Regions from separate parts of the Mus musculus genome. Here region 1 is linked to region 2. The links are chromatin loops, found by intact Hi-C in ENCODE. Cell type or tissue: gastrocnemius. All regions are shown on one strand. Links, peaks and the distances in the headings refer to the core of each region. The heading gives the core; the rest is flanking DNA. Region 1 overlaps Tmem255b (transmembrane protein 255B). Region 2 overlaps Grk1 (G protein-coupled receptor kinase 1).

Region 1 (2,908 bases), core at 309-2,808, 50 kb after region 2:
GTCTCTGCCTTTTTTCTTAAGGTCTGCAACTGATTGGACTAGAAGCCCTGACAGTAGGGTACCAGCTTACTCAAAGTCACTGATTAATTACATCTGAAAAATAACTTCCTTAAACTTCTAGACTATGGCTGACCACATTTGGCTGCTACCACAATAATCACCATGCTGTGTTGGGAATGTTAATGGTCTTGCTGTCTTTAGTGAGTGTCAAGTCCTGGCTGTAGTTGTCCCTGGATCTTCTAGTTAGTGCTAGTGAAAGCTGACTGGGCTAAGCAGGCCAACCAAGCCAGGAGTTTGGAGACCTTCCTGTGTCCCCAACAGCTTTAGAAGCCAGGTCTGTGTCAATCAGATGCTGTCCAGGCTGACATCTGACGTCTCTTGGCTGTTCTAGACTGGAGAGGCCTTCTGAGAGGCCCGATGAGCCGGTGCCTCCTGGTCTGGTAAGCTGCTGGGTCAAGGTGGTGCTGGTGTATATGCTGGACAGCGTAGCTGAGTCCCCCCACCTGCTGATCGAGGACGCCTCTCTGTTTAATTGCAGCCCTCCAGTGCCCCGCCAGCCTCGGCCTCTGCTGACCTCTCTCTGCCTGAGGACACAGAGTCTCCCTCCCAGTGCCAGCCCAGCCGTGGGTGTTCCCATGCTCCTTCACCCTGCACACCAGCCTACTTCCTCCCAGGGGAGAAGCCACCCCCCTACGCACCCTGACACAGAGGAGGTCGTAGACTAAAAAGTAATGTGGTTTGGGTTTTTCCCAAAATATAACAACAAAATAAAGCCGCATATAGAAAGCCCGCTTCTGCAGCCAGCCTCATAGAGAATTCCAAAAGGATCGCAAAGCTGTTGGCCTTCCCTTGGGCACACCCTCTCCAGCACAGGTCAGGGCCAGAGGCAGGAGCAGAGCTAGCTAGCCGACTGGCCCCATGCCACCTCTGCTGTTCACTGCCTCTCCCTACGTGAAGACCAGCAGCAAACCGTACTAGACCCCAGCAGCCTCCTCATCTGGAAGGACTTCTCTGCATGGACCATCGCTCAGAGTTCCGTTTTGCCCTTACCATGGTGATGGCTATCACCCTGCAAAGAGAAGGTAGCCAGGCATTTCTTTCAATGAGGGTTGTTCCCTCAGGACATGTGTTACAGGTTGACAGACTTCTGTGAGCACGTCTCTGAGAAGGAAACTAGCTTTTGAGTTCTGCCTCTGTGCAAGCTCTCCCTTTTGGTAGACTCTGGATCTCACACTTGCTTCTCCCTGTAATGCGCTGTTGCTTTGTGGCCACTGATTTAGTCATTGATTAGATGTTGTGTGGCTACCTCACCAGCCTGCCTTTCCCTCTCTAAGGCTGGACAGAACTAGCAGTTTGGGGTGGAGGACCTGCTCCAGCGCCCCCTGCTGGCCAAGTCCACGCTGTCCAACAGAAGATCTTACCAAAGCAGGCTAGAAGAGGTTTTCTAAACAGTTTCCTACAAAAGACCCACAACACAATTTCCAAGCAGAGAGGTGATAAGTCTGTCTGTGCAGAAGCTGTGCTGCAAACCCAAGAGCCGCACACTGGTCCCAGAAGTGCTGAGACAGTCACTGGTCTGAGGACTGCTAACTGTGCACGACCCTTCTTATTGAGTTTGGCCTTGGAGCCTGAGGATGAGAGAGTCTTGGTTTCTGTTTGATGATGACTGACCTTGGATCCAGCACAGTTGCTTCCCTACACCCTCCAGGAGCCTGGCTTCAGCCTCCCTAGGACCCCGGATAAATATCCATAATAATCTGCCAACTTATATTTACACCACTGTATGTACTAAGATATTTAATACCTCCCAGGACCACAGTTTCAGAGGCTGTTGTGAAAGCTTCCGTGGAGTTGCACTTGAGGGCAATAGGCCAAAACCATCCCTGGACTTTGGAGGGCGCCTCGGGCACGGCTCCTCAGCGGGGTCAGGGGTCAGTTGGCTCTGTCCCTTGCCTTGGCATCTATCCAGAGGGAGTACAGTTAAGTAGCTCTCACAGGGGACGTGCTACAGTGCTGGCTGAGGACGAACGCATTCTACACGACAATGGCAAGATTCCTGTTCCTTGTGGGGTGAGGTTCAGGAAGATGTGGGTGGCCAGAGGTACAGAGAGGTATCCTTGATGAAGACACACACAGTAGGCTGCTTCCCTCCCCCCCTCCCCCCAGGACTGGGACGAAGGTTGCCTCACCTGTGTAGTGATTGTAAAGACAAGAGCCAAGCTCTGGAGGCTGCTGAAAGCGAGGGTCTGTAAGGCATCGGTGCCTCCCTGGTGCAGGGTCTCACACCCTCTCTCTAGCTCTTTTTAGATTCCATCTCCCTAGTTTTGTATTCAGTAGTCCTGTGCCCTGGGCCCAAGGGACTCGACCTCTGAAGGCCATAAGGCTGGCCCTAGGGCCTTTGCAGACCAACAAAACTGCATGTCTGGGTATAGAGCCCGTGCCCACTGGAGCCAAGAACTATTAAGAAACATTGAACTCCCAAGGTTAACAGTCTTGCTCCTTGCCACAAATATGTCTGTCTTCCTCATTCCAGCCACAGAGAATGTAAGGCCCTGCACCCCAGTCTCCAGAGCAGCCCTCCCCAACCCACACTAATCTACAGTGTGGCCGGATATGCCGACAGTGTCCTTGCCTTTGTGTGGACGAGGCTGGAAAGCCAGCTGGAGCCTGCATGTTCAGTGGCTCATCCCTCCATGGCTTTGCCTCTTCGAATACTGCTCAAGGGTCTGCCCTGTGCTTGGCTTCTGCTCTGGGTGGTAAGATTTGCTCATGGCCACTCATTTTGTCACCAAATCTATCAGTTGCTGCTGCTTTTGGTTTGATGGAAGATGGGGTTGCTTCTGGGTCTGTGCTATGGCACCTGCTGATTGCTCTTGTGAGAGAGCGGGGGGCAAGTATGGGGTGGGCC
Region 2 (2,908 bases), core at 168-2,667:
CATGTGGTGTGCACAGTTGTATGTCTTGTAGGTGTGACTGAGTATGCACACGGGGGGGGGTCTTTATGTGTAAGCCCATGCGTGGATATGCACGAGCCTGTATGTGCATGTGCACCTGTGCACATATGTGCATCTGCACGTATCTGTACATGTATGTAGGCACACAGCTCCCTCTGTGTGAAGCATGCATGTATGTGTATGAAGGTACCTCTCAGTATGCATGCACCCATGACAGTCTCTGTGTGCACACATGCAAATACGTGTGTGCATCTTCACAAATGTGTCTTTGTGTATGTACATGTCTATAAGCACATCTGTATATGTGCTATTTCATGCATATATATATATATATATATATGTATGTATGTGTGTGTGTGTGTGTGTGTATACCTATGTGTGAATGTGTACAGGCACCTCTGTGTGTATGCTTAGTACACGTATCTGTGCACACATGGGCATGCGTCTCTGTGTGTATAGGTTTTGTGTACACCACTCTTGAACACATATGAGTGACTGTAGATGTATCTGTGTCTAAGTGTACATACACATGCAGACCTGTGTGTTCTTCTGCCTTCGTCCCCCTCAGAGGAAGGGTGAGAGGCAGCACGCATAGAGGAAAGCAGAGACTCGAGTCAGCTGGAGCAGGTGCGAGGTCCAGGCCCATACTTCCTGGCTCTGTGACCTCAGATGGTGTCCTTAGTCTGTCAGAGTCTTTGGCTTTAACACTTACCACATGGGCGTATGAGGCTGTGACGTGACCATTGCATACCCGGCATTTGCATGCTTTAGATATCTGCACTTGAGTCTCCCTTTCTCCATATTCTGGATGGTCTTGTATTCAGGCTGAGTTCTGACAGGACTTCTTAGATGTGTATCTTCTTCCCTGGGCTATCTGGGATGTAAACAGAGTGGCGACAGGATCCTGCTTTGTGCCTTAGGTACCATCTGAGAGTGTCCCTGATGCCATGGTGGGTAGAGAGACAAGAACGTTCCCCTTCGACTTTGGAGTAGGACAAATCCATACTGACCCCCGGGCGGTGGTGCTTGTCTAGCCTTGGTAGCTGGTTGGTGGGTGCTGAGGGCTCTGTGCAGGCACGGGGTGAAGGAGATCTGAGAAAAGGATTCTGGAAACAGCTTGGCTTGAAGCCACTGCACAGCCTCGTGAAGACATGGCTGTGCTTTCTTTCATGAGATAGCTCAAACTTTACTTGGATCTCCTCAGTTCACTACAAGTCCCGGATTTGCTGGAGCAAGATTTAAAGAACCTCAAGACTAGAACTGGTCCCTTTCTGGACTGCTGGCCCAGCTTGGCCAGTAGAGGGCGCCATTGCTTGCCTAATCTTTACCTTCCTGAGCTTACTGAGATGCAGTGGCAACCCTACCTCGTAAATCCTTTGCCTGGGACCACAGTGTAAATCCTGACCGCAGTGTAGGCTCTGGAAATGCTGAGTTAGGGTGCAAACTAGAAGCTTGCATTCCAGGAGACAATGAGACAAGAAACACACTTGCTCCCTCATCCAGTGACCCATGGGTGCTGGCTCTGGAACAACAATATTCTTTGTAAAAACCCAAAACATGAAGGCAAAGGGTGGCATGGTCAGAGTATAGTCTGACACTACCGGGGGTGGCACTGGGTGGACACTGGTGGCATCCTGAAGTGGAGAGGTGGTGCGCGTGGCTCCGGAAAGGGATGCTGGACAATTCACCTTCCAGAAGGGCTAGGAGTGCAGGAGCAATTCCATGGCCTGTTACATGGGGCGGAGAAGCCAACAGAATGGGCGGGAGGAGATGGTCTATACACTGGGTTGCAGACGCTGGGTACTAATATGTGTGGTGGGTTGTAAGGGGTTGAGATTTTCATGAAAATGGTCTGGTTGTGAGCAGGCAGCTAGGAGGACCAGGGAGGCCACGCTTGTGGAGAAGGCCACACAGTGGCTATGCTATCAGGTGCTGTTCTTTGAGTGCATTCAGCTATAGCTTCACTGTAGGTAATAAAAGAAGGTTCAAGGAACAAAGTGACTGAGGACAGCATAGGACTGTGACCCCATCACCCGTGTTCCTCAGGCTTTGGCCACAGCGCCTGGGTCACTGGGCTCACTCTGGATTACAGGACACAGAGCTCACGTCTGTATCCTTATAAGAGGAGAGTGAGAAGGTCCCAGCAGCATCTGTCACGTTCGTCTAACCCAGGAGTCACACACAGCATAAGCACACTGTCCTGAATCTGAGTGGAGGCTTCATATCCCACATTAGTGAGATTCCTGACCCCGGCAATTCTGCTCCTAGGAATCTTTGGCTAGGCTGGAAGACGTTTTTGGTTGTTAGCACTGTGGGCATCCAGTGGGTAGTGGCCAGGGTAATGCTCAATGTCCTGAAATGACAACAAAGAGGTTTTTGGCCTCCAAGTCACTGGTGGGGAGACCACTCACTCCCCTGGGGGTAGGGTATCACTAGAGCCTCAGTAGGGCTGTGAGTACTGGGTAGGAGCCACGCTGTGGGAAAGCAGGTGCATCTATGAACCTACATATGTTCGTGGCGGCAGGTTTCATGGCCCCTGAGCTCCTGCGAGGTGAAGAATACGACTTCTCTGTGGACTACTTTGCCCTGGGGGTCACATTGTACGAGATGATCGCAGCCAGAGGACCCTTCCGAGCCCGAGGAGAGAAGGTAGGTGCCGTCTGGCAGGAACCCCTGAAAGGGTCCATTCTGGGGCAGACATGGATGGGTTGGGTTGTGCCAAGGACTATATAAGGAGCACAGGCTCTGGGTTCCTGGTCCTGCAGGATATTCTGTCCCAAAGCCTGCCTGTTCTTGAGACCTGAGAGTAGAGCTGTTGGAAGATTCTAACTGTCTTTGCACACCACGGCCAGCAGGTGGCAGAGCAAACATGCTCTAGCTGAGACTGGAC

The links. A loop is a pair of places that touch in the nucleus more often than their neighbours do. Peaks named below come from ENCODE experiments on the same cell type or tissue, not always from the same donor. Only the 100,000 strongest peaks of a DNase experiment are listed, where the experiment ranks them.
Region 1: it touches region 2 in a loop (6-fold over the local background); 22 of 42 quality-filtered maps call a loop at or near these places.

What each region holds. Positions count from the first base shown.
Region 1 is chr8:13,460,667-13,463,574 of GRCm38, forward strand. Tmem255b (transmembrane protein 255B) reads left to right here. Exons shown (of 9, transcript NM_001143671.1): 9 at 539-786. The coding sequence ends at 703. Among named protein-coding and RNA genes, the nearest start is that of Tmem255b, 27 kb to the left of the region's middle. In gastrocnemius, for the core only: a CTCF peak has its summit at 1,395 (motif pointing left); DNase peaks (open chromatin) are centred at 916, 1,376 and 1,942; H3K27ac peaks cover 1,650 bases.
Region 2 is chr8:13,410,507-13,413,414 of GRCm38, forward strand. Grk1 (G protein-coupled receptor kinase 1) reads left to right here. Exons shown (of 7, transcript NM_011881.3): 5 at 2,543-2,667. Among named protein-coding and RNA genes, the nearest start is that of Grk1, 6.9 kb to the left of the region's middle. In gastrocnemius, for the core only: a CTCF peak has its summit at 1,314 (motif pointing right); a DNase peak (open chromatin) is centred at 1,327.